Regions from separate parts of the Homo sapiens genome. Here region 2 is linked to region 1. The links are chromatin loops, found by intact Hi-C in ENCODE. Cell type or tissue: HepG2. All regions are shown on one strand. Links, peaks and the distances in the headings refer to the core of each region. The heading gives the core; the rest is flanking DNA.

Region 1 (10,160 bases), core at 1,071-9,070:
AAAGAGAAAAGTGTCAGGTAACGGATTTTTGATTTTTTTTTTTTTTTTGAAACAGTCTCGCACTGTCCCCCAGGCTGGAGTGCAATGGTGCAATTTCGGTTCACTGCAATTGCCAACTTCTGTGTCCAAGTGATTCTCGTGCCTCAGCCTCCCAAATAGCTGGGATTACAGACGTGCACCTGGCTAAGTTTTTTTTTTTTTGTATTTTTACAAAATACAAAAAAGACAGGGTTTTGCCATGTTGGCCAGGCTGATCTCGAACTCCTGACCTCAAGTGATCTGCCCCCATTGGCCTCCCAAAGTGCTGGGATTACAGACATTAGCCACCACAACCTGCCCAGTAACTGATTTGAGGGAAGGTCACAGAGGTGGAGAAAGGGCACAACAGGCATATTAGAAACTCCTCAGTTTGTCCAATATTTTGCTTAAGGCAATGCCTGTTAAACTCTCTGAACCAGACCAGGTGCAGTGGCTCACGCCTATAATCCCAGTACTTTGGGCGACCCATGTGGGAGGATTGCTTGAGGCCAGGAGTTTCAGACCAGTCTGGGCAACATGGCAAAACCCTGCCTCTACAAAAAAAGAAAGAAAGAGAAAAAAATAGCCAGATGTGGGGGGGCTGCATCTGTCGTTCTAGCTACTTGGGAGGCTGAGATGACAGGATCGCTTGAGCCCACGAGTTCAAGGCTACAGTGAGCTATGATTGCACCACTCTATTCCATCCAGCCTGGGCAATAGAGGGAGACCATGCCTCAAAAAAACAAAACAAAACAAAACAAAAAAACAAAAAAATCACCACCTCGCCGGGCATGGTGGCTCACACCTGCAATCCCAGCACTTTGGGAGGCCGAGGCATGTGGATCACGAGATCAGGAGATCGACACCATCTTGGCTAACATGGCGAAACCCCATCTCTACTAAAAATACAAAAAATTAGCCAGGCATGGTGGCAGGCGCCTGTAGTCCCAGCTCCTCAGGAGGCTGAGGCAGGAGAATGGCAGGAACCCGGGCGGCGGAGCTTGCAGTGAGCCAAGATCGTGCCACTGCACTCCAGCCTGGGTGACAGAGCAAGACTCCATCTCAAAACAAACAAACAAACAAACAAAACAAAACAAAACACAACAAAAAAAATCACCACCTCTAGGTGCTAGAGAAACAGTGTTTGGGGAATCCATTAACAGGTGTGATTTAAAAATTTTTTACAACTGCTTTACTGAGGCATAGTTTATATACCACAAAATCCACACATTATAAGCATCCAATTTAATGATATTTAATGATTTTTAGTAAATGTATAGAGTAGTACAACCATTACCATAATTTAGTTTTAGAAACAAGTTCAATTTGAAAAAAATAGTGCTTTGAAAAGGTATCACTGCTTGCCCATTATAGCACTATAGGGTTTATTCTTACTGATAATCTGCCTAAAGTAGGCTCCACAAAACACTGGGTAAGGGCAGCCACGCTTTGGAGGACTTCCTCTTTCCCTGGCTTCTGAGTGATTATGTGCTGGGATTCAGGAGTGAGCTCAGAGCTCACCACCTCGTGCTCAGGCTCAGGGAGGGGCCCTTGGTGTGGACATGGAAATCCCTGCCATGTCCATAGCCTCTATGCTCACCACCTGGAAAGTTACAGAGAGCTCCCAGTTACACCTCTGGTTTCTAGAGCCAGTAGAGCAAGCCTGTGATCAGCCCCTCCACCCCAGCCTCCTACAGCCACCTCTCCCAGGAAAGCCTAGAGGAAATTGGCCAACGTCTTGGTATTCCATTCTGGTTGCCAAGTGCCCTTATTGTTTTTGCATTTCTAAGAGACTGTCAGTACAACTTCCCCCGTGACTGCCACGTGACAGGCTGTGCTGTCCTTTATCTCAGGGCACCAAATGACTTACTTCATTCCAGGTCTTTCTGTTTCACTGTGAGTCAGGTGGAAAACAGAAAGGTGGCCCTATTTTAAGGGAAATGTTAAAACAAAGACAATGCTGTGCTTTGCTGGCATTTGTTAGCAGCAGACACGGTTAAAGAATGGCTATGGGCAAATATTTGGATGACTATAGAATCTGCTTAAATACTATGGATTTACTGTATAGGGTGTCAAAGTAACAACTGTAGAGTTAGAGTCTATTAAAGGGGGTCTCAACAAAAAATATTTATGCCCTTATATGCATGCTGCTTTGTCTTTTGAAAATTATCTTTCCTGTTTTTTCCATCTCATAGTTCCCTCCAAACAATTGACCACTCCTTTTGCCATGTCACTGCTTCCTATGGAACTCAGTCCGGTGGATTAAGTGTTTCTGTTAATGTCTGTCTCCCTTTCACACTGACTTTTGTATGAAAGGGACCGTGCCTCTTCACCTCTGTAACTCTAGTGTATACCATGGTGTCTGGCAATAGATGATCTGCACTCCATTGACTGGGAAGAGGCTGTGAAAACAAAGACGGGTGCACGTTCAGAGCAAATATTTCCTGCTTTGGCTGTGCTAATTTGCTGTACTTTACACAGTCAGGGAATGATGTGTGATCATTTGTTGAATTAAGAAATTGTTTTGGACTCAAGAAGCACCAAATGTAAACTGCAATGTCAGACTGCGAGAGAAAGGGTGGGAGGCTTTGGGGAAAGGGCTTTCCCAAAGTGCTTGCCCATGGGGAGGTGAGGGGGAATGCAGGCTCCTAGCCACAGAGAATGAATTCATTAAGTCCACCACCATGCTTTGTGAGAACCAGGCAGCCACTCCTCCTTACATACAACCCCAGTCAGATCTATAGCCATGACAAGAAATACAAAGGTGTGCTTTCTATTTGTGGTTTATGGAATTGCCTTCGGGATTTGACTTTTATCTACCATGTCCACTGTTCTGCCTCCAAGACCTATCACAGTACTTGGCACACAGAACGCAGTAAATATTTGTGATGCAAATGAATATTTCATAGTCCAGCTGGCTTCTTTCCCATGTTTTTTTTCTTTAACTGTGCACTAAAACCACAGTGTCCCGGAATAAATTTTCTATTGAACATCTCACTTGACTGGGAAGTAATCTGTGAATGTGATAAAGAAATGGAGAGCAAATCCTTGGAAACCAAGGCTTGGGAGTTCCATCATTTAGGAAACAAAAGCAGTCAAGACTAAAAATCTCAGACATCGTAAAGTGATTACTCACCTTCTGAAAGACCCCAGAAATATCAGAGGACACCGGGGGTCAGTGGGCCATCCAGGAAGAAGCTTTGGTGAAGGGGAGGGCACTAATGTTTCTTTGGCACTTATTGGGTATTGGGCCAAATGCTTCCACCTTTCATTTCGGTACTCACAAGAAATCCTACCAGATGGTCATGGTGATCATGCCTTTCCGAATGAGGAGGGGAGATCAGAGAGACTATCTATCATACCCAAGATTGCCCAGCTAGAAAGTAGCCACACCAGAACTTGAACACTAGCCTATCTAATTCTAAAAACTCAGCTTTTTCCAGCCCAATATGTTCCTCTGGATTTTAAGTCCCAGGAGGGCAGAAACAAGGCTATGGGCAGTTATCTCTGTAGCCTGCTCTCCCCAGCATGGGCCAGAAGAAGCATCAAGACATGCTTTCTGAGCTGCATTTCAGATCATGAGCATTGGGACTTCTTTCCCCAATAAGTGGTCTGACTGAATCCTGGCCACTGCCTCCACAGGCACTCACCTACAGAGTGCTGGCCCTGGAGGAAGTTCTCAGGCAGCACTGATTCCACTGGGGGGGCACAGGCCCCAGTGCAGAGGAGGGGCTCATTCTTAGGCACATCACTTCTCCTCTCTGGACCTCAGTTACTCATCTAAATTGACATGATTTGCCAGATTGTTTCTCGGCATTGTCAAAGTTTCCATGGTGGCGCGAATACTCTATTTCTGCACAGTACAGTACGTTCACCACTAGCCACATATGCCTACTGAGTACTTGAAATGCGGTATGACTTAAGAACTGAATTCTTAATTTTATATCATTTTAATTAATTTAGATTTACATTTAAATAGCCACATGTGGCTATTGGCTCCATTATTGGGCAGTGAAATGAGGAAGCTTCGGCTTGAAGAAGTGGAAGAGGAAGCAGCATAAGATCAGAATTCTAGCTCGCTCGAATGTGGGTTCAAATCCCAACAGGCTGTGGGGCCAAGAACAACATATTTACACTCTTCAAGTCTCAGTTTCTTCTTCTATAAAATGGAGATAATAATGGCTTCCGCATGAATTTGCTGGGAAGATTAAATGAGATAAAGCACTTAGCACATTGCGCTTCACATAATAAGGGCTCCTACAGGAAGGCTATTAGAAAAAGTTCATAAAACAGCAGAGACATGGGGGTGTTTCTTTCCCTGATTAACCCATTATTTCACTCACCAACATGTCACATCTCAAATTGACTGGAAGGAAAGAAAGGTTTAAAATCCACTGGGTGGGGCACTGGAGGGGGAGGTGAGGAGTGATGGAGACAAGGCAGTTCTGCCGACTTTACACTTTTCCCAGGGCTGTTCCTGTATGTGTCGTTTGACTGATTGGGTCAAATTACACAAGATCTAGCTAGATATTCAGATTCCCTCCAATGCGTCTGTGTTGTGTAATCCTCCCTGCCTTGTAAAGGAACAGATCTGATTGGCCAGGGATTGCACAGGTGGCAACTTCACTGAGATTCACAATGCATTGGAAACAAGGGAAGAGACCCTGGTATTCTATGACAAACGTGCAGACAGTCTAAAACATCAGGACAACATTTTCTATGTGATTTAGCTGGTATTTCTGAGCTGGAATAATTAAACAGAGATCTATCCACTTGACTAAAAGAGGAAGCAGTCGATGAGGAAGTCAGTCCCTAGCTCCCTTTGCCCCGAAATATGCCAATTCTGAATATTTCGCATCAGCTTCCTCTTAATAAATAGCTTACCACTCATCCATCCCTCGAAAATATCATTAGAATTGCCTGGATATATATATATTTTTAAATACCAATGCCCAGGCCACATCACATTCAATTAAATCAGAAAAGGTGATAGGTGAGTATGACACTCAGGCATCAGGCATCAGTATTTTTTAAAGCCCCTCTTGACCCCCAGGTGATTCTGACATGCAGCTAAGTTTAAGGTCAAGTGTTAGAGATCAGGGTAGAAACTCAGGAGTTAACTGCACGGTGAGCCCTGATCTGTATCACACACTCAGGGCCTAATCAGAACATGCTGATGTTTCGCTTAGCATACATTGCTTATTGCAACTAGAATATTTCTCAACCAACATCCTTCTTAATAAAGTCTAATTTGGGCCAGTTCTACACTGTTAGTGTTGACAGGGAAATTCCCCATCGCACTGGTGATGGGAGGGGGTGGTGCTTTCAAATCAAGCCTTGAAGAAGTATCCGGCTTCCAGAGCCCAAAACCCTCAACAGAGGAGCTGCTTCAACAACTTCTGCATACTGCCACCTGGTGGGGCCTGGACCCAACTTCATCACAGCTCTTCAGCCTTGGGCACCTACCCGCCTCCCCAAACAGATGTAATTTAGGAAAATGTCATGCATTTTCAATCCAATTTACTGGTGCCTTCCACATTGATCAGACTTCCTTCTCCTTTTTCCTCCCATCTGGTTAATATAATTATTGCTTTTACGTGGCAAAGCCATTTTATGTAATAGCTTTGTTTGTTACTATGGTTACAAGTTTAGTAGCCCTTTGGAATATAAATCTATCATCCCTGAAAGTAGCTTTCTGTGTGTCAAGGTGCAGCCCTTATGTAAGGAGAGTAACAGCGTTAGTTTTCTGTCGTAAGGAAAGTGGCCTTTCTTGGTCTTATTTTTGAAAGTTCTACGAGCCTAGCCTAGACACTCCCGGGAAACTGCTGGGTGCTGTCCCACTTTTTCCCTCTGGAATTTTCCTAACTGACGAGGCATCCACGAGCAGCTCTATCTGGGAGAAAGTAGGGAAACGTCGGCCGAGGGGCAGCTGTGTTTGCTGGGCCAGAGCCCTCGCATTGCATAACTGGTGTTTTTCCTGGTCAGTGTACTCTTGGCTGATTTATTTACCAGTTAAAGGCAAGGGCTGAGAATATAATCTCTCAGGAGTTAAGTTTCTTTGCGTGTAATCCCTTTCCCTCACGCATCTGAAGCATCGGCCCTTATTTCCTGATGGAAGTGGAGTTATAATCTCCCTTTGGAAAGTGGTAAGAGTTCAGTGCTGGGTTCAATCTGCCACCCTCAAGTGACAAAGCGTGACAGCGTCTCTGCTATAGTGCTTCACACCCAACTGAATCAGACGCAGCCCTCTGAGCACAAAAGTGGGATGGCCTGTGAAGCTGGGCTTTCTTCCCATTCTCAGCCAGTAACAGCAAACCTTGGAGAGTTTATACCATGTGTCCCTGTACGTAACCTCATCTAATCCTTTCGACAACCCCAGGAGGTATGCATTGCCATCAAGTTGGCATCACTCCCATTTTACAGAGAAGGAATTTGAGGCTCAGAAGGATTAAGCACCATCCCCAAGTCATATAACTAGTGTGTGGGACTTAATGTCTTTGGAAAGTCCTGGTTGCTAACTTAACAGAGCCTCACTTTCCAGATTCAAGGAACCATGAGAAAACAAAGAGCAGGCAGTATCAATGCCTTCACTAAAGCCTTGATTAAGCCAAACTGAACAAACATCAACAATCTTCTTCCCTCTTCAGGAGAAAGTTACTGGTTTGGTAGGCCATTAGTGAATTTCCAGTGGCTACTAATTAACTAACCATGTCATTCATGTTTATTATCACAGAGCAGGTACGTATTTATTTACACCACTCACACGGCAGGATAATTTGCAGTTATATAATTTCATGGTAATTACGATTGGAATTGCCATGTAGAAACTGGGCACTTTGGAGATGCATGATTACCAACAACTAGCTACCTTGGAATTACCCATTAATGACATGATTAGTTGTGGCTTTGTAAGAAAATGTTGTTATGAAAGGGACTTTATCTTTTCATTCCCAATTGACAGAAAAGCAGGAACCTTGGAGATATCAGAAATATTTTTTTTCTTCTTCTGGCAGGTGAAGAATGTAGTTGTGCAGGTTTGTCCTGTTTCTGGGCATGTCTGGGGTGCCTTGGTGACAGGGAGGGAGCAGAAAGAGATGTGTGAGCTTGAGCAAAGGGTGCAGGCCCTGAGCTGTACCAGGCTAGTCTTCAGGTCTGTTGAGCCAGGGTACAGCCAGGAATTACCAACTTGTTAGGCAGAGAGTAAGGAAGCTCAGAAAGCCCGTGCTTGAGCTAAGGGGTACGAAACCCAGGAGACTGAATGACTGCCTGTCCTCTGCTCTGTGGGGACCAAGAGAATATAAGGAAGGCAGAAGCAGAGGAGGTGGTAGGTTCCATCTACTTATGATGCTACGAAAAGACATGCGGCTTATATAATATGCACTAGGCATGAACCACCCTGCCCCCAAATACAAAACTGGTCTCCAGACTGTATTTCTTGGCAACAGTGGCCTCCTTGGCTTTTCCTCCACATCCCCTTGAGTTGACTATCCTCTGAGGTTGCTCTTGCTATTGATTCTCACTGGATATCACTGGGCATGGGGAGGAGAAACCCACACAACGGGGTGCCTGGCATATGAAGAATAAGAGAAACTTTAGCTCTTAGAACTGCAGGAGACCCCTCGTTTAATAGAGGAGAAGCCCAGGGCCCAGCAGGGGTGAAGGAAGGTATGGTCCAATGTCACAAAGCAGATAAATGGCAGAGCCAGGCCTGGAGCCCACACAGGCCACCTCCGAGTGATTTTCCATAATGCAATTCCTTCATGAGGGAGGAGTTGTTGATGCCTCAAAATTGAGACTAGGCTACTATAGATAATACCTATATAGGGAGTGCCTCTGCATCCATTATAGAGGCTACTCTGGGATATTTAAATACATATTTTTTACCTGATTACGGCACCTATACAAAGACTCCTGTATCACATTCCTTTCACTGGTCAAGAGCAGGCAGACATTTGCACCTCCTGACCTGCAATGCCCCCCTACTAATAGATAATGAGAAATCTGAAGTCCACACTGATTCCCTTTTCCTCTAGCTGCTAGGAAGCTGAAAAATCCATCTTTTCCTTAGGTAGGAGTTTTCATTACGGTTTTCTTTTCCTCTCTTTTGCCTGATATCTGCTTTTGTTTTATATATTGTTTTGATCTTTTTGTACCTATGTTTTTAGTATAAAATTTCTGGATGCAGGTAGGGCTGTCAACTAATCAATAACAAATAAACAAATAATAATCTTCATGCTTGGTGTTCAACCATGCAGGAAATAAAATCTTATAGAACGTACAGAAGAGCCAGGAAGGATCACACACTCCACTGTGCTAACTGCATACGAAGGAGAAGGGGAAGAAGGCTCAGTTTTAGTGGAAAGGAATAGGAAAGAGAAGAGGCCTCTTCCTTTATCAGCTCCCTCACAGCTTCAGCAGCACTATCTCACCCCACTAACCAAACATCCAAAGGACTTGGAGGCAGAAAAGAAAGCTTCCGGAGACCTTGGAATTATGTATGCATCTATCTATGTATCTATCTATATATCTAAGTATCTATGTTTCTATCTACGAATCAGCCATTTTATCTTCCACCTCTATCATCTAAGTTAACCTTTCTCTAATATTTCTCTAAGGCTAATCTCATCATCTTTGTCTTAAAGAAGCAGACTCAGAATTAAGTAATGTTTTCAACGTCAAAGAATAAGTAGATCTGGGATTTGAACCTATGCCCATTTGTATGTGAAGCCCACATTTTTTCCTATCATATCACCCACATCCTCAGACCATGGCTGTCACCTGGAACTGTCAGTAGGCCACCCATTTTAGGTCTCTCTTAGGCCTAAAGTCACCAAGCTTTACCAGTACCCAAACTGGGTGCTAGGAACAACAGGCTGGGCACTAAGATATGACAGATGTGGATTACCACATACCCCAGGGAGAAGCCTACATACCATGGGTTCATAGTTAACAGCGAGCTATTACAATAGATATTGTTCATCCTCAAAGATGAAACTGTGATGAGACCATTGCTATAATATTGACAAATCTTCAGGTACACCAAATGTGAAGATGAATTTTATTGAAATCTTCATAACATTTTTCCATTTGCTGATAGTTTAAACAATTATGTTCATGTTTCTCTCTGTGAGATGACTTTTGGTGTCCTGAAATGACATGCTATTGTGTAAAACTACAGATGCAGGACACCTCAGTGGAGTTCTTTTCTTGCATTAAACTCACTTCAAGGAAGATTTATGAAGCCTTGAAGGTCTGGATTGGGCCTTGGGGCTCATGATCAACCCAGGACCAGAATATCAAGGCCTAAATTGCAGTCTTGGTTCTACCTCATAGCCTCCTAAGACCCTGTGTTATTCTCCAGTCTTATAGAACTAATCACATAAAGTGGTTAATTTCTTAACCTATTTGTAGAGACAAATGGGTGATAGAAAGAAAACTGGAGCTCCTGGTTCACATATGCCTACCCCATGCCCCTGCAATTCCACTGCCAGGATATATCCAACAGAAATCCATACTTATATCCACCTGAGGACATGTATAAGAATATTCACAGAGCCACTATTCATAAAAACCCCAAAATGGAAATACCACTAATTCCATCCCTAACAGAATGGATCAATCATGGCACATTTCTACCGTGGAACACTACATAGCAATGAAAAGGAAAGACCCATTGCAGGCATCAACATGGACAAATTCTATGCACAGAATGTTAGGCAGAAGAAGCCGTCCATAAAAGAGTACATAGCACATGATTCAATTTAAATGAGGTTCAAAATATATGCAAAAGTCATCTAAGGTGCTAGAAGTCAAGACAGTGGTTACCTCTGAGGAAGGGTAGTGACTGGCAAGGTCATGAGGTGGTTTTGGAGATGCTGATCCTATTCCATTTCTTTATGTGGGTATAGGCGATGTGTTCACCTACAAATTCATTGAGCTGCACAAATATGATCTGTGCACATTTCTTTGTATGTGTTATGCTCCAATACAATTAAAGAAAAAACAGGGTTCAATTCCCATCTCTGCCACTCACCATGTGGCTTTTGGAATTCACTTTACCTTTACGCTACATCTTCCTCATCTGCGAAACCAGCATAATACAGTTCACTAACAGGGCTGCTGTGAGGATCTAATAAGAAGCT
Region 2 (10,160 bases), core at 621-8,620, 240 kb before region 1:
GCCTCCCTGCCGGGTGCTTTATCATTCTTTATGTTAAATACATCACCACATCTAAGCCCTTGCAAGCCGAGAAGTTAAGGTTATGGTGTGGACAATAAAAAACCGATTTTTCTCCTAATTGCCTACATGTATTAGAAGTTTTTGAATTTATACAGGCCATTGGTAGCAGAGAGTATAGTTCGTTTTTTGTTTCTTTTTGTTTTTGTTTTTGAGACAGGGTCTCACTCTGTCACCCAGGCTGGAGTGCAGTGGTGTGATCATAGCTTGCGGCAGCTTTAAACTCCTGGGCTCAAGCAATCTTTCCACCTCAGCATCCTGAGTAGCTGGGACTATAGGCATGCACCCCCATACCCAGCTAATTTTCTTTTTATTTTTTGGTGGAGATGGGGTTTTGCCACGTGCCCAGGCTGGTTTTGAACTCTGTGGCTCAAGTGCTCTACCTGCCTCAGCCTCCCAAAGTGCTGGGTTTACAGGCATGAGCCACTGCACCCAGCCCAAAGAGTATGATTCTATTTTTTTTTTTTAAATTTAATTCCTCTTCATGACAGTCTCTTGTGGCAGGAAAGTGGTTAGTTTATAGATAGAAGAAATCTAGGACCAAAGAGATGAAATAATTGGAAATCATTGTTTTGATAGAGTCAGGGGCAGAGTTTGTGACAGCATGACAGCAGCATTCCTTGGCTGCTGCTCTCAGGGGGAAGCCCTACAGCCTTGTTTCCACTGCAGACTTAACTGTCCTCACTCCACGTAGATCAGTTCGATTCCTGAGCCCGAATGACAAGTTGAACTACCAATAATGCCTTGCACAATGTTTGAAGCGACATAATCAGCCGGAGAGGGACTTGTGTCAGTTAGATTTTGTCTCCTTAAAAATCAAGAGCAAGAGTGGTAAGAGAGAAGTTTTTTAACAAGGAGGAAAACCCTAGACAGTTGTCTCTAAGGTTCTTCACCACAGCTTCAAGGACAACCAGGAAAAGAGCTGCTATTTGAGGCAACTTCATTATAAAATCATTTTTAATAAGCAATCTTAACAAAGAGAGGGAATACTCTTGTGGAGAAACCCTCCAGGGACCCAGAGGCTGCCCAGTTAAGTTATTAGGAAGTTTCACACAAGGGACCAAACAGCTATTTCATTGGCCTCGGGGGACAGAGTTTAGTTTTCACCTGTTCTCTAGAGGCACTGGTGTTATCCTGTCTACTAACAGCAGAGACTGGTAACAATCAATTATCCCGACGCCCCAACCTGGTGAGGGAAAGTGAATTTTCAGTTTTGTCGACACAAAAAGACATGGTGTAAGAGAAAGAGAGATAAATTAACTCAATATGATTCATTATACTGGAGACTAAGAACACGCAGCCAATGAAAATGCCTCATCAGGACCTTGGTATTCTTTAAGTAAAACGACAGAAACATATTCTAAGGAAATTAAGAAATATCCATAATGAGAAAAGGATGCTTAGTTGTCCTCTTACCATAATTGTCCAGCTACATGAGGGAAATAATTCTTTGTGCTGATGAAAAAGTAATAGTCACTGCAGTTGACTTTGCCTACCTAAGGAGTGAGCAAGGTTTGGAATTTGGGGTTTAAATTTTTATAAAGCTATTTGTAGCTGAGTTTAAAAGGGTTGGAAAGACAGAGGCTCCCAGGGTAGCAGAGTAGCCTGCAGCCAATTAGCAGCTCGAATGAAAGAAAGCAAGGAGAACCATTAGCCGCAAAATTCAAAGTGCTTATGTATTTTTCAAGTTTCACTGCACATTCCATGCCTCTGATTTTAATGAAATGGCAAGAACGGGTCTTACAATTAGACCTTAACACCGTGGAGTTAGAGAAAAAGTGAACATCCTTTTTCTTTAATAATCAGAAGAGCCTTCTCTTTTCGGACCAGATCTCTCCTTCCCAATAAGCGTTTTTTTGTTTGTTTGTTTGTTTGTTTGTTTGTTTGTTTTTTTAACGTAGTTGGTCACAGGAGCACACACAGAAGTAGTTCTAACTAAGGATAAAAATGTCACCTGGGTTCAGAGAAGGGACTGGAGCAGGGAACATCTGATTCACATAACCCTAACTAAATGACTGTGGCAGAAAAACATTGTTTATAGGTCACTGCTTTTTTTCACACACATTCTGTGGCTCCACATTGGTTATGAGAGAAAGCCAAAACCTGCTCTCTGTTCTTACTGGTCTCCCTTTTCCTTGTTAATACTCTACTCCAGTCAGACCGATCTACACAATCATCCCTGATCACACCTAATTCTTGCTACCCTTCCAGAGCAAGCTCAGCTCACCACACATGTTCCCAACTCATACAGCATTTAAACACATATTCTATTAGGTTGGTGCAAAAGTAATTGTGGTTTTTGCCATTGAAATGGCAAAATTTCATAGCCCTGCATTTTCCTGCAATTCTTTCATTACTGAAAGTTCCTCAAATGTGTGTGTCCTTTCTCCTAGATACAGACTAAACTATTAGACAGGGAGGAATATAAGTTAGATTACCTATACTGCAATGTGCCTTACACAATGTTAGGCACAGAGCAGGGGTTAAAAAATATCAAGCTAAGAAAATCTGCCTGGCTCCCTGCCCTATCTTTCCATAGGTATGAACTGCAGTCTACTTTCCAGCCTCTGTTCCTCAGACCCCGATATTACAGGTGTCTGGATTGCCTAGCATATAATTTCCTTCCCCTTTCCTCTAAGAAGAAAATGTAAAATAAAAGATTTATAGATTAAGGCCTTTCCACTGAATCCAAACCTTAATCTAGTATATCCTACCTCTTTTTTTTTTTTCTTTTTTTTTTTTTGAGATGGAGTCCCACTACATTGCCCAGGTTGGGGTGCAGTGCTGTGATCTCAGCTTACTGCCGCTTCGGCATCCCAGGTTCAAGCGATTATCCTGCCTCAGCCTCCCTAGTAGCTGGGATTACAGGTGCACAGTACCACACTCAGCTACTTTTTGTATTTTTAGTTAAGATGGGGTTTCACCATGTTGGCCAGGCTAGTCTCAAACTCTTGACCTTCAGTGATCCGCCCGTCTCGGCCTCCCAAAGTGCTGGGATTACAAGCGTGAGCCACCATGCCCGGCCACTCCTCAATATGCCTTCTAATCAGTATCCTTGGCTATTAACTATTTAAGACAGTAGGAGCTGGAGTTGATGCCTAGGAGACATACAAAATCAAGAAGGGAAAGAGCTATCACTCCTACATAGAAAAACATGTTTTCCCAGAAGTGGAAGTGGATTGGGTGGAGAACATTCCATTGCAAGGGATTTTGGCAGTCAAAGGAAAATATTTAATTGAATAGCTTAAAAATCTTCATCCTTATAATGTATAGATGTGGATGTCAATTATAATCCAAAGGGCCATGTGACTACAAATGCACTAACTTCCTGGCCACAGAATTGATAAAGAAATCAGTGTAAAAAATTTAGTGTCATCACTGAAAGTGAATGTAGAGTGATCACTCTCTTCTTGTTTTAAACACATTGGCATCTCTGTTTCTTCTACGTTTTTATTCCTCTGCGTACAGATTGCAATAAAAAGAGAAGCTGATATAAGTGTAAATCCAGTCCTAAGTTCAGATATGCTTAAACATCCTCAAAATCTAGATGTTAATTTTCTTATATCTCCTATATATCCCATTGATATATATATATATATATATATATATATATCTGTTTCCTGAGCGTTCTGTTAGCTTCCAGGGTTTTTTTGGGTTTGGATAGGTTTCAAAGAAACCACTGTGTCCGGAATCATAGTACTGCTTTGTGGCAATGAAAGTTATAAATGAATTACTAAGTTGGTCTAACAAAAAAGTATAAATTTATTATAAATGTCATTAATGTCCGTTAAAGGCTTTGTTTCAGAGGAAGATGGGTTTGTGCTGTACGAAATATATGTCATTACTGGTGTGGGGTACATAGCTGTCCTAGAAGCAGAAGTAACCACTTTGAACAATTGTTTTATTATGGAATCAGTTGTGTTGTATGACATTAAGTAGACATCAGTTCTTTGATGAACTAAGTTAAATTGTTAAAAAGATAAGTAATGGTCATTTAAAGTAAGAAGGTTGGCTAGGCGCAGTGGCTCACGCCTGTAATCCCAGCACTTTGGGAGGCTGAGGCAGGAGGATCTCTTGAGCTAAAGAGTTCAGAGACCAGCCTGGGCAACATAGCAAGACTCTGTCTCTCTCTTTTTTTTCTTTTTGAGACAGACTCTCACTCCATCACCCAGGCTGGAGTGCAGTGGCGTGATCTCGGCTCACTGCAACCTCTGCCTCCCGGGTTCAAGTGATTCTCATGCCTCAGCCTCCCAAGTAGCTGAGATTACAGGCGTGTGCCACCACTCCTGACTAATTTTTGTATTTTTAGTAGCGATGGAGTTTCACCATGTTGGCCAGGCTGGTCTCAAACTCCTGACCTCAGGTGATCTGCCTGCCTCGGCCTCCCAAAGTGCTGGGATTACAGGGGTGAGCCACCAAGCCCAGCCAGCAAGACCCTGTCTCTACAAAAAACTAAAAATAAAAAACAAATTAGCTGAGCAAGTCCCAGCTACTTGGGAAGCTGAGGCAGGAGGATCTCCTGAGACCAAGAGGTTGAGGCTGCAGTGAGCCACGCGCATGCCACTACACTCCCGCTTGGCCAACAGAGCGAGTCCCCTTCTAAAAAAAATAATAAAGTAAGAACGCTGTACAGTTTCCAGTAGACTACTTTGTTTAAATACTTTTTTTCACATAGTGGGAATAACATTCCCCTTTCTTACAATCAGTTTGTTCTTCAAGCTTAGAAGCCTATGGAGGTAGCATAGTTGTAAGGTAAAAGGAAACCTTGGTCAATTGTAAGAATGACTATGTTGCACTTGGCTTTCTTCCTATACTTTAGAGTGGAAGAACCACTCTGAAAAATGAAGCTCTTCATTTTAAAAGCATTTAAACTGGGGATTGCCTTTACATCCTGGCTCCACCACATACTAGCTAGTTGTAGGACCCTGGACCTCGGTTTTCATCTGTAAAGTGGGGATAGTAGCAACACCTACCTCACAAAGTTGCAGTAAAGATAAATAAATGAACACTTAGAAAGTGCTTAGAGAAGTGCCTAGCACTCAGTGCCCCACAAGTATTAGTTAATGTTGATACTGGAGATAACGGTGTGGCTCTTATGTGTGCACAAGGGGGCAATCTACTCTGTTTTGACTCCAGGCTTTGCCCAGCTGGGTGAGCTAACGAGGTTTTTCACTTCTCTAAGCTACTTGTCTCTCATGTACATTTTCTTATTTAAAATGCGGGTGCAAGCAGTACAAAGCTCCTAAAGCTGATGAGCAGATTAAATGAAATAATGCACGTAAAGCATTAAACACAATGCTTCGAATATTCAGATTGCTTGGTAGGTGGTGTTCCTGCTATTGCTGCTGCTGCTACTACAAGTAATGGTACTACTGCTATTACTTCTGCCATTATTACTGTCAATATGAAACTAAGCATATTGCAAACTTATGTCATAGACATCTAGCGCTTTTTAAAAAATCAATCTAATCATGTCTAACTAAGCATTTATCAAGTATGTAATAAGTCTATCAAGTCCACACCAATCCCTCGTAGGCTAGGCATGTTTGTTTTCTCCCTGGTAGTGATTATGGATTTTAAAGAGCCAATCACCATCTCAACACACCCTTTGGAACGTATGTTATGAAGTGGGAATACAAATACTTTTTGTCCAAATGCAATTCATGAACCTCAAGTCTACTAACTGGGCAAACTTGAATCAACTGGATGTTGGGATGGAAATGCTCAGGTAACTATTCAGTTTTTCTATGGAGTTCACAGGTCCTCGCCATGAACTGTGGGCTTTAAGACTATGCAAATCTTCTACTTTGGAAGAACTGACTGGCAGGGCCAAGTGCAATCCATTTATTTTTAATATGATGAGACAGAGAAATCCTGTTAAGCTTAGGAGGGCTTGGCTGTAGCTGAGCAGGCTGACTCTAAACAAGGCAAACGCTTCCAGACAGTACAGAGGGATTTTTACTTTCTCAGACTGGCTGATTTGAAGAAACTAAATAGATGTTACTCTGTAAGAATGGGTGGAGATGAGCAGCGGGGATAGGTTTTAGCACCCAGGGTTAAATTTTTGCCTTTTGCTTTATTGCTATTTTATGCTTGGATCACAATATGAGAATCCTCGATGTTTTCTCTAGTTTTCTTTTCCTCTCCCATACTTCCAGCTTAGTTTGTTTTCCAGTTATGAGCGACTTATGGAACTGGTACACCTGGCATTTGTGTTTTCAGATTGTTTTATGTGATTATGCACTTCTATCCCACCCTATCCCCTATCTTGTCTCCCTCTAGTCTTTACTTACAACTAGTCTGTAAACGCCTGGAAGGTAAAAAGCCTATCAGCGCAGAGTAGGTCCTCAATGAATAGTTGTCCCTTAATTAGCCCTTAAGAGGCCAGCACCTGTATTTTAGTCATGACCCACTGCCAACAAGCTTGCTGTCTGAGATAGCTGGTAGCCTTGGTAAGCTAAGCAATGAATCTTCCAGTTACTTTGTGAGTACTAGGTTATCCCTTTTCCTGACTATTTGTCAATGGGCAGACAGGATCTGGATGAAGGCCTACTAAAAGAACTTCAGCGTGGCTTCTTCTCACATCTGTCCTAATGGAACACCCTGCCAGCAACAGAAATTATAACTGCCGTGAGTCACTGTGAGTCACATGGGTTGCCACGGAAACCTACTAACTATATCACCAAAGCACCTTCCATTAGCTTTGCCAAGAATGGTTCCTGAGTTTTCCTGGACTGTGAAAACAATGTGGGTGAGCCCCAAGTTTGGGGTTGCTAAGAGTCTACAATAAAAAAGTATGGCCTCAAGGATAGGAAAAAAAATGAGAAAATAAGGTTATTCTAGTTTTTGGATCTCCTGAGTAAATGGCAACAATTGTGACAACTTGTTGGGTTCATTTTGTGATATCAATGAATGCCTATGGAGAGGAGGTTGAGGCCTCAAAACTAATTTTCTCTAAGTCAAATTCAAAGCCAAGTCTCTGGGGTGAAAAGTGAATACATTAACCTATTCCATTTTAAATGATTGCAATAAACACTTTTTAAAATGGATGCAAAAGATTAGTTCTCAAAGAAATATTTTGATTTGTGCTAAAATATTTTACTATTGAGAACTAAATCTTTTTATAAATAACACAGTGCTTTAATTTTATATTGTAGGTATTAGCCTGCTACAATCAAACATTTGAAAATGTACTAGATTACCTTTTAATGGCTATTCACGTTAACTGAAAATATTTCCGAAGATTCAGAGGCGTATCTTGTTTGGGTTTTTATTGGGGAAAATTAACAACTCAAGTTGGGAGTAAACTGACACATTTTCCTGACTGCTTCCACTGAGTAACCTGCACCTTTCAGAAGCCTGTATCTGTCCCTCAGTGTGGGAGAAAGCAGGCAGGGCAGGCTAGGACAAGAGGTACAAGGACTGTAAACAAGGATGAGAACAGAAGGAAGCAGCAATGGTCTGATGCCTCTGGAAACGGTTCAGGGGCCTACCAGATATCTTTTGGGTCTGTGTTGTGGTGGCTGTCTGATATATGTCCTCTGAGGTTAGGACTCCATGATGCTAAACTTTCCAGTAGCTGGAAAGAGCTAGGATGATTTGTTGCATCTTTTCACCTCCATATTTATCCTCTTGTAACGTTGTAGCAAATGCAGAACTATCCAAGAAGAATTAGACTAAGAATTCAGGAGTGAATGACTCGTTGTCCTTGGCAAATAATAAAAACCAACACAGCAGCTGATTCCGAAAATGATACTTATCTGCATGGTGGCTATTTCAGCAGGAAAGAGACCAGAACAAACTTGTGAAACACCAAAGCAAAGCAATCTTGAAGGGGTCCAACCAAATACATGTGCTATATAATCCCCAGGAAAATTAAATTGCAATTCCACACCACAGTGTAAAATTGATCTAATATTAAAAACTCTCTTTTATGTTTGCACACCAAAAACCAACAGCAACATTTCCTATCAACAATTGAAGAACATCACAAATATAAGAATTCCTTGAACAATTTGGGCACGAGAAACACTAGAAATTCCAAAGCTTGTCTTCTCCCACTGGCCAACTAAACAGAAAACAAACACTTAAGGTACCCTTCTCAGAAGCTTAGGAGAAACTGAGTTCTCCAAAGACTATGTCCATGGGCTCCTCTGAAGCTTAACAGTCAAATTTCCCTTCATGGGAATTTCTGCCTCAAGTCACCCAAAACATTTATTTTTTTTAAAAGAAACAATACCTGTGCTTTCCAGATAACAAGGTGGACTAAAATACTATCTGGTGTCACAACTATTCAGGCTCATTTTGCAGTATGTGCACCTCTGTCTTGTGTACCTGTGAGCTGACACTCTGGTCTGATAATATATTCTGCAGCTGTACATATTAATTTGTAAGTTGAACAATCTCTCCGTGAGGGCAGTTAGGAAACCAAGATTGAAATTGCTAATGTCGGGTGACTTCAGCTGTCGATGATTATGTAGTCAAGTCTTGACTAAGGTTTCCAGAACCCTGGCTAAAAATGGAAGTTTTGAGACGGTACAAAAATGAATTCATACACTTCACTGATAGTGAAACTTTTTGAAGAACAGATGTCAAGATGATTTAAGAGGAGCTGGAATTTAACATCTTAAAAAAAAACGTATAGGCAAGTTAGGACAGTTCAGTTTTCAAGAAAAATCCAACAAATGCTAAAGAAGAAGTAATTTGGGTGACTGTTATTAGAGAAAAAACTGACTGATTGTCTTTCTCCTCACAAGCTGTGGGCCCTGTGGAGATGCTAAGATCAGAAATACGATGGGCTGTCTGCTGAGCTGGGTGACAAAAACAATCTCCATGTTCAAGTGGCATGGAGGACTTCCACTAACATGTAACTTGGACAATTCAATTTCTCCTTGGCATATGTAAAGTTTTGTGTCAACTGTGTTTTCAGGTGCTATTCTTTCCAATTTTGTCATTCGGCCATTTTTTATTCTGGGCCCTCTCCCCCAATCATGAAAGTAAACATCAACCAAAACAATATCATTTCTGATCCAAATCTTTCTGTCCATTATATAAAAGGAGCTTTAAGTCTTTCTACATTGACTTCAAGCTTAATGCCTAAGAATTTTCTTGCTGATTTTCACAGTTAGAAAGGCACTCAAAGTCCACCCTGTGTGGCTATATCTTGATTTTGCATTAAAGCCAGTATAGCTGATGAAATTCTTTAAGCCTTTGTGGAAAGACCCACCTGGTTCAAGTGTCTGTTTTTAGAACACCAATTTTTCCTCTCTAGCCACCACTCTCATGCTGTCATCTAAGTCCCTCCATGAATTTAAACTCAACCACAGGTTATTGTTTCTGCAATAGCCCAAGAAAATTATTCTCAGGGATGACAGTTCCTCGAATGTCTCTCTTTATATGGACTGTCTGTATACTAGGTAACATCTAGATTTCTGTCTATGTTATCTTATTAGTTGGGATGTACTCTTCATGTCCAGTGGAGCTGAAGTAGTGGTTTTGTTCACTTATCTAAGAGCCAAGTCATAATGCAAACAGTCAGTAGCTTTCTGTACATTGCCAGGTGGCCAGGAGTCCATACCCCAAACCACCATAAACAGTAGGCACAATCATCAGCCCCTGTTGGGGAGAGGCCCAGGACTGAGCTAGCAGAAAGACTGAATTACTTACCACCTCTAGAGTGGGTCCCTCCGGGCCAGGGACGAGCTCATGGGCAAGGCTGTGCAAGGAAGCGCTCTGTACCATGCCTGCCCTGCGGATATACAGAGGACTTCAGTCTCCTGCACTGTCAATCTCTCAGTCATCATGAGCTCAATTATGCACCGACAACAGCAAGAACAAGAACAACAACAACGACAAAACAACCCCCAAAAAGCTAAGGGTCACAGACTACCCTGATGGAGGGACAGCCAACTGGAACTGTGCATTGAGAGATGGAGGTGCCATCCGGATCATGTGTCTAGTACGGGCCTGACCTTTTCATTGTTCCTCAAGCAAACATTCCATTGAAGGCCATGAGAGAGCCACGTGGAGAGACTGCAGGACAGGGCCCTCAGAGTCAGGCAACTTCTCATCCAATTTGACGTTTTTTGGTTTTTTCTTTTTTT

The links. Hi-C counts contacts between places; a loop is a spot of excess contacts. Peaks named below come from ENCODE experiments on the same cell type or tissue, not always from the same donor. Only the 100,000 strongest peaks of a DNase experiment are listed, where the experiment ranks them.
Region 2: a loop joins it to region 1, with 8 times the contacts of the local background. A loop is called at or near these places in 12 of 110 quality-filtered maps.

The regions. Positions count from the first base shown.
Region 1 is chr15:60,911,672-60,921,831 of GRCh38, forward strand. The region is part of intron 1 of RORA (RAR related orphan receptor A); the gene reads right to left. Among named protein-coding and RNA genes, the nearest start is that of RORA-AS4, 150 kb to the left of the region's middle. RefSeq lists an enhancer at 5,165-5,274. In HepG2, for the core only: a CTCF peak has its summit at 5,424 (motif pointing left); a DNase peak (open chromatin) is centred at 5,410; H3K27me3 peaks cover 1,968 bases.
Region 2 is chr15:60,667,428-60,677,587 of GRCh38, forward strand. All of the region lies in intron 2 of RORA (RAR related orphan receptor A), which reads right to left. Among named protein-coding and RNA genes, the nearest start is that of RORA-AS2, 9.1 kb to the right of the region's middle. In HepG2, for the core only: a CTCF peak has its summit at 5,156 (motif pointing right); no DNase peak of the experiment used is centred there; H3K27me3 peaks cover 2,198 bases.